2 separate regions of the Mus musculus genome follow, and region 1 is linked to region 2. A link is a contact called in ENCODE Hi-C or POLR2A ChIA-PET data. All regions are on one chromosome and are shown on one strand. Each heading gives the region's core, a stretch centred on a gene start or an enhancer-like site at or near the end of the contact. The rest is flanking DNA. Distances are from core to core; before and after follow the strand shown.

Region 1 (3,371 bases), core at 402-2,901, 40 kb before region 2:
TACATCGCACATGACCACTGAGGAACAGAACCATGCTCTAAGCCCCCGTGCTCTGACGTCATCCAGCTGTGAAGCCCATACTTAGAAATTTAGGGAAATGAAGCTGTGGACCAGAAGCTCAAGCCCCGCCCCATCGTGGTTGAGGAGGCAGCTGATCCAAGCTACCCTGTGCAGTGGCACCAGCTCTTGGTGTGTGCTGAGATGCAGCTCTGGAGAATCCTGGGTCTGGTCATTTTATCGCTAACAACTGCCTGGGGGTTCAAACTCACATAAAGCAATGATCATAGGCATAGTGTCTGTCTTGTGGGTAGGTTAGAGTTTTAACTCTTTTTTTTTTTTTTTCCAACAAGCCAGTTTGGGTAGATGGCTAGCATTTGTTTACGTTTCCAAGGCCCGCAACAGGTAGTAACATACCGATGTAAGATTGACCTCATTCAATTGCCCAACAGCCTCTGCTCTTGTTATCTCATTACCTGAGCACAATGCCTTCCTGGTGTGCAGAGAGTTAATGAGGTCACCATCCCACACAGGAGAGCTTTTATTCCAGGGCTGGGCTTCTGCTGGGGCCTCTTCTCCCTGCTTTAGCCACCTGTGGTCACTCCTTCACATCCATTGGCTGTCTTTGGTGAACAGGCTATTGTTCTGTGGATGTTTTAAATGGCCCCTTTTGCCTATTTTTATTTCTTCTAATTAGGTCAGCAGCTTCTTGGGGACAAAGATTCTTTTACTTATTTGACACCTCACCCATAATGCATAGCATTCTCTTTGTATCCAATAGGTAGTCAGGCGTGCATTGTTGGCTGACTTATTTTCTCTGCCTCACCACCAACATAAGAGGAAAAAATAATCAAGCAGAAAGGGAAATGAATGAGCAATGGTCTAGATGTCTTTAGCTTCAGAAAAATTAATAGTTCTCTCTGCATTTTTATGGAGGATTCTTACTTGACGGTCACATTTTCCTACACATTAATGACGTTTTTGGTTGTGTTCTGGTGATAGTTGTTGTTATTGTTGTTGAGGCAAGATCTCACTTACTCTAAGCCCAGGATTCCCTGCAGCCCATGCTAGCCTAGAACTCACAGCGATCCTTCCACTTCCAGCCCCTCCAAGTGTTTACGTTACAGACACGATATCATCCCCTATACCAGCATTTTTTTTTTAAAGACAAGATTCCTTGTAGCCCAGGATGGCCTCAAACTCCTGATCTTTCTGCCTCTGGGATTCTATGCTTACAACACCATACCCAGCTATAGTGACTTAGTTTTGTTTTGTTTTGAAACTGGGTCTCATTATGTATCTTGGGTTGTCCTGGAACTTACTCTGTAAACCAGGCTAGCCTTGAACTCACAAGAGCTCTGCCTTCTTCGTCCTCCTGAGTGCTGGGGTTAAAGCTGTACACAGCCCTGACCTTGCAGCTATGTTGACTTTTCTAAACAAAGTGAAAGCCTTACTGAGTGCTAGGTTCCTTGTAGACATCCCTGTTTTATTTATCCTCACAGTAACAACCATCAACAATAACTGGTTTTATCATTATTGAGATTGACTGTCTGGGATATGAAGGAATTGCCCCAAAGCTTTCTGTCTGAGAACTAATGGAAGTGAGACTCAAGGCCAGTGGAATTCCAAAGCCCAAGGTTTTCCACTCCACTGCCTGTCCCGAGGCTCTGTCCCATGGTTTTCTGGCCCATCCCTTTCATTCCTTTTCTGTTTGACTGGCTTATCTGTAAATTGCGTAACACAGACTCCAGGGAAGTCTGATAATAGCTTTGAAAAGGGAGCACGTGGACTGAATGACAGCAACAAAGGGAAAGAGCATAGTTTACTGATCCCTTGTGGTAACCAGGTAGTTACTAGCCCTTTCCCAGTAACCAGGCTGTTTCTAGGCCCTTCATGGTTTTTGTTTTGGTTTTGTGTTTTGAGACAGAGCCTGCCTGGTAAAGCCCAAGCTGGATTCAACTGGCTAGATGGCTGAAGATCTTGGTTTTCTGACCTTCCTGCCTCACTTCAGGAATTACAAGTGTGCAACACCACACCCCATTTATTGATTCAGCTTACAGTCCTGAGATTCAAATGAGAAAGCTGAAGACCAGGAAGTCACATGACTTGTTCTTCAGCCCACAGGTCTTAGGTAATGGAATCACAACCTCACCCCAGAACTAATACGGAAGCAGAGTAGAAAATAGGAGATTAAATAAAATGCACACTTCGTGGTTTAGGGTGCTGTCTTTAGAGGGTTCTAGTGTCTCGTGCCATACAGGTTAGTCTGAGTGCATCAAGATTCTAAAATCTATGAGCTTCTGACACTGAAAATATTGGACACTTTCTCTGATGTGGTTCACTGAAGCTCAAGGAGGAAGCGCAAGAGGTCACAGGCCAAAGCCACATGTCCGACCAATCTCATGGTTCAGAGATGCTGCTGCTCACACATCCTTCTTGGTGACAGGAGAACCCAGAAAGCACCGGCTGCACTGAATGACCTTGGACTCTCCACAGACCACGTCCCAGGAAGAGATCTGGTCTGAAGCATCCTTTGGCTATGGAGCACACTATATGGACAGCTCCCAAAACAAGATTAAAAGAATTCCTTTTGGATCACAGATACAGGGGATAGTTGCTTTCTCTTCTTAGCAGTCATTCATTTGTTCCTGGCAAATGAACCCCATATGTTTGTACTGTTTGTAAATTGACACTCCCCACCCTTGGCAGGCAACTGGACTCAGCCAATCACAGCCATTTGTTCCCTTTTTCTAGTTTCTATCTCCTGTAAACCATAAGGGCAGATTATAATTATTACTAGTATTATTTGGCTGGGTTTTCTAAAGTGTGTGTGTATGTACACTTTTGGATGCCAGTCCATTTTAGAAACAGAATAATCTCAGTGTCCCACAAAGGAACACAAAACCAATTCAAAAGGAGCTTGGTAAGTCATTTATTTGGGGGAAAAGAGTGTTTCAAGGTCCAAATTGGTCTAGTGAGCACCATGGCCAAGAAAGTCTTTTATCCCTGCCTCTCATCCCATTTGTGGGAGTTGACCTTCACAATCTAACTCCATTGGCCTATTGGTGCAAAGGAGGAGGTTCAGGAACTAGGACTCTTTGCCTTTGATAGATAAAGCCTTAGATAGAAAAAAAACCAAAAGACTTTTCTCAAAGTTGTCCCCTTCCATACGATTTTTGAGGCAGAGTTTCTCCTCTTTCTTCCTCTTTGCACATTACTGGCTAGTTGGCCCTGAGCTTCCAGGGAGTCTTCTGTCTTCTACTGAAACTGGTTGTCTTCTTCTTCTTCTTCTTCTTCTTCTTCTTCTTCTTCTTCTTCTTCTTCTTCTTCTCCTTCTCCTTCTCCTTCTCCTTCTCCTTCTCCTTCTCCTTCTC
Region 2 (3,569 bases), core at 630-3,129:
GACTGTAAGAGACAGAGGTGATGGATGACTACAAGAAACAGTGACTACCAGACACAATAGGACTGATATGCATATGAACTCATGCAGTGTTGGCACACAAAAGATTTGCAAAGGTTCAAGCCAGGAGTCCCAGCATCTAGAGGGAGGAAGGGGTCATAGGCTCCCAGCCTCTAAGCAAGAAGATATATACAATCAATATGCCCTGGCAAAGGGATAATCCGTTTTCTCCAATGCACTCTCACTGGTTTTATCAATCACACTTCAGGGCAGGCCTCATGTTCCAGTTATTGGCCAACACAAAATGGACTCAGTGGTATTTTTGTGGACTTTTTGTTTCATTGTGCTGTGTTTTGGCTTTCTTTTTCTTTTTGGACTTGATCCTGGATTTGATTGTTTGATTTCCATTTTTGTGTTTCGTACTTTTTGCTTTTGTTTTATGAAGGAAGAAGAAAAGAAAAAACATGAAGTTGGATGAGTAGGGAGGTGGGGAGGATCTGAGAGGAACTGGAGAGTGGGAAAACAAGATCAAAACATGTTATATGAAGCATCTTTTCAATTAAAATAATTTTAAAAAGGGAAAGTGACATTTAACAACAGAAAATGCCTGGTACAATCACCAGGCACTGATAATACTTTCTGTTAAATATTTTCATGATGGTAGTGACCTTGTCTGGATTAAAACTTCCCAAATGACAGTGACTTCCATTCTTGCAGTTTTTGGCAGGTCCATATCTTGTATTACTATTTTTTTTAAACTGACTTTGAAATTATATGAAGTTAATCTTTTCATATAATTCTTTGAACATTTTCTTCATTCATATAATATACTTTGGCCACATTCTCCCAACCCATCCCTCTCAACTTCTTATTCTCCTTCTGCTCTTTAAAAAAACTTATGATCCACTGTGTTCAACTTGTACTGTCCATAGCTGTGTGGGTGCTGGGTCATCTACTGGGAGATGGTTGGCCAGAGGGAGTCCAATACTTAAAGGAAACTGTCCCCCAATGGGGTATTTATCTTAGGGGTACAGCCACATAATATTTTCATATTAATATGTTTTGATCACCTAAATAAAAATGCAAGGCCAGTACTCGCAGAGATTCCATTCTGTTCCTTCCCAGTCAATACCCTTCTCCTCCTAGGAAACTACCTTTCTTACTTCGACCACAATAAATATTAAACTGCACAGAAAACCTCACATTTCTTGCGTAATATTCATAATCCCCGGCTCCCCCCCCCCCCAACTTTCTATTGACCGAAAAAATAACATGTCAAAATAGTTTGGCATTATAGGCATGTTTTCCCTTAATAACACATTACAATATGTAACTATCAAAAAGAAGTTTCTTTTTGTACCAATTAATGTAGTATCTTGGGTCACCATTGGAACATGTCCATACTTGGTTTCTCCGAAGCAACTAGATGGTTTCTGAAGTCCATAGCAACTCAAAGGCAATGATTTTGTGGTGATCGAATAGCTCAAAGTCACTGTGACAATCTTCACCCATCCAACATACTTGAGTACTTTGTGCCGCTCCACCTTGGACTCTTAAGAAGACTCTATTGAGTCTTAGCGTCAACGTGTGGTAAGTGCTCCGACTTAGGTAAGCACCAGGCGCACAGAGGAAGGGTGGCTTCCGGTGATGGGGCGGATAGGAGAAGGTGGGTGGGCATTTCCCCAGCAGCTGCTGCCAGCCACCCGACTTTGATCACTTTGCCGCCTGGCAGCAGTGGCGGTCAACCTCATCGTTCCTTAGCAACCAGAGCCAACTGCCAAGAAGCCTTCCTATTGGGCTCACAGAACATGATGGGTAGTCTAATTGTCCAATAGAAACTTTTAGGCTTGGCTCGTTGCACCGCCCACCCCGGGCCGCAGGCGGCGCATGCGCGGGTGGGCAGGTCTGTGTGCAGGGCGGTCGCAGAGCCGGAGCTGCTGCTGCTAAGCTCTTGGGCTCGGTTGAGACCGCCGTGCTTGCTCCTTGCTCCAGCCGTCACCGCCGCCGCCGAGGGAGCGGCCGCCTATTGTCCTTCTCCGCGGCCAAGGCGCGGAGCTGCTCCGGCTCGGCCCGCGGGGGAGCCCGGGGAGCCGCACGGTGAGAGCGCAACTTAGTTGAGGGAGTTGAGGGAAGTTTGGGCGTCTGAGGAGGGGGCGCGCGCGCAGCCGCCCCTCCCCCTCGGCTGCTCTCGGCCGCGCGCGCGAGCTGCGGGACGCGGGGACGCGCGGGCGCGACGCGGGTGGCGGACCCTTCTTAGCATCGGCAGCCAGGGGTGGATAGCGCGGCCGCCGATCCCGGCCTCCTCGGACCCACGTTCCTCTGCTGCCCGCTTCTGTGGCGCCGGCTGCGGCTCTCCTCTGAGGGACGGCTGCTCGGTGGGGCGCGCCGCTCGAACAGAGAGTGCGGCTCCGGGAACGAGCAGCTCCCCGGGGCAGTCAAGCCGGGTAAACACTGCGCGCCCCGGCCACCTTTGGGGGCTTTCTCCCGAGATGGGGAGGGGGGCGCGGTGGGCGCCCCGGGAACGGTGGCGCATTCGACTCCTCTGCCCCTCGAGCTCTAGTGCAAGCACTTTGAGAACTAGCGAATCACTGCTTTTCGTAAATAGGCTCGCTGACACTTAACTGGGGTGCGAGACGCACCCTCAGTTTATTTCTCGCTAAGAAAGTGTCTGTCTTTCGGCTGAAAATATTGGCTAACTCTAAGTGTCTAGACTCTACTGTGAACTCAGGAGTTCACAATGAAAATGGATTGAGCAATCTCTGAGTGTTTCAGTCTTTGCTTTTCCCCTTCATAATGAAGTTATTTTGAGAGTTCATTGCGTTGAGCAGATTTACAAAGTGATGTGCCTTTTTGTCTGTCTGTCTGTCTGTCTGTTTTTTGTTACTACCCTCATGATTTCCCGAAGTCACTTACTCATTTAAACCCCCACCCCCCAAACTTTTGGATTGCCCGGGTCAGGAGGAGCGCTCCAGTTCTTGAACGTGCATTCATTGTCTGTAAAGAAGTTCCTATCAGTCGAGATGACTCTGAGATAAACCAGTGTGTCACTTTGTACACCATCATCTCTTGGGAATCATTCCGCTGCATTTCGTTGACTAGACTTGCGCTGTAATGGTAATTCAGTTTTAGCTCCCAAGAGAGAACCCTATCATTCATACTGAAACACAATGCCTCCCCCCCACCCCCCTCCCCCCGTCACTTCATGTTAATTTTAGTTGTATTTCTTTGACATTTGTTAAACTTAAATTTTTCTTTGAAGGCTACTGCTCATGGCATTTTGCTTTTTTTTTCTATGTGAATAACATGGACAAGTGGTGTGTGGGGTTTTCTGTTTTGTTTTTGGCTTTTCTTTGTATGAAACCCAGCTTCGTTTACCTGATGAAACCAAGGAAAAATATTCTGAAGGCACAGGGATTCAGGACTCACAGTCTTTGTGCTTAATTTTCCTTTCTGGGGTGGGTGTGGTGAGCAAAGGAGGTGGACAGAAGTTGGGAGTTATTGGTTAGTTACATAATATAAACAAATACTGCAAAATCGGGTGGCCAGGACACCTTCTCTGGACTGTGGTAACA

Evidence for each region. A loop is a pair of places that touch in the nucleus more often than their neighbours do. ChIA-PET counts read pairs that join two places held with the same protein, here RNA polymerase II (POLR2A).
Region 1: POLR2A ChIA-PET joins it to region 2 with 13 read pairs in Patski. The contact joins the enhancer-like site here to the promoter of Akap13 in region 2. A Hi-C loop is called at or near these places in 5 of 37 maps with a recorded cell type or tissue (Patski, T-helper 1 cell and heart). POLR2A ChIA-PET finds 5 or more read pairs at or near these places in 3 of 5 experiments (Patski and embryonic stem cell).

What each region holds. Positions count from the first base shown.
Region 1 is chr7:75,413,985-75,417,355 of GRCm38, forward strand. No RefSeq gene overlaps it. Among named protein-coding and RNA genes, the nearest start is that of Gm46017, 22 kb to the right of the region's middle. Within about 2 kb of position 1,652, at least 1 of the 3 ENCODE cell types and tissues checked has a DNase peak (open chromatin) inside an H3K27ac peak, as active enhancers do; it is heart, where a contact is called at or near this core.
Region 2 is chr7:75,453,655-75,457,223 of GRCm38, forward strand. It overlaps Akap13 (A kinase (PRKA) anchor protein 13), which reads left to right and starts at 1,880. Exons shown (of 37, transcript NM_029332.1): 1 at 1,880-2,094.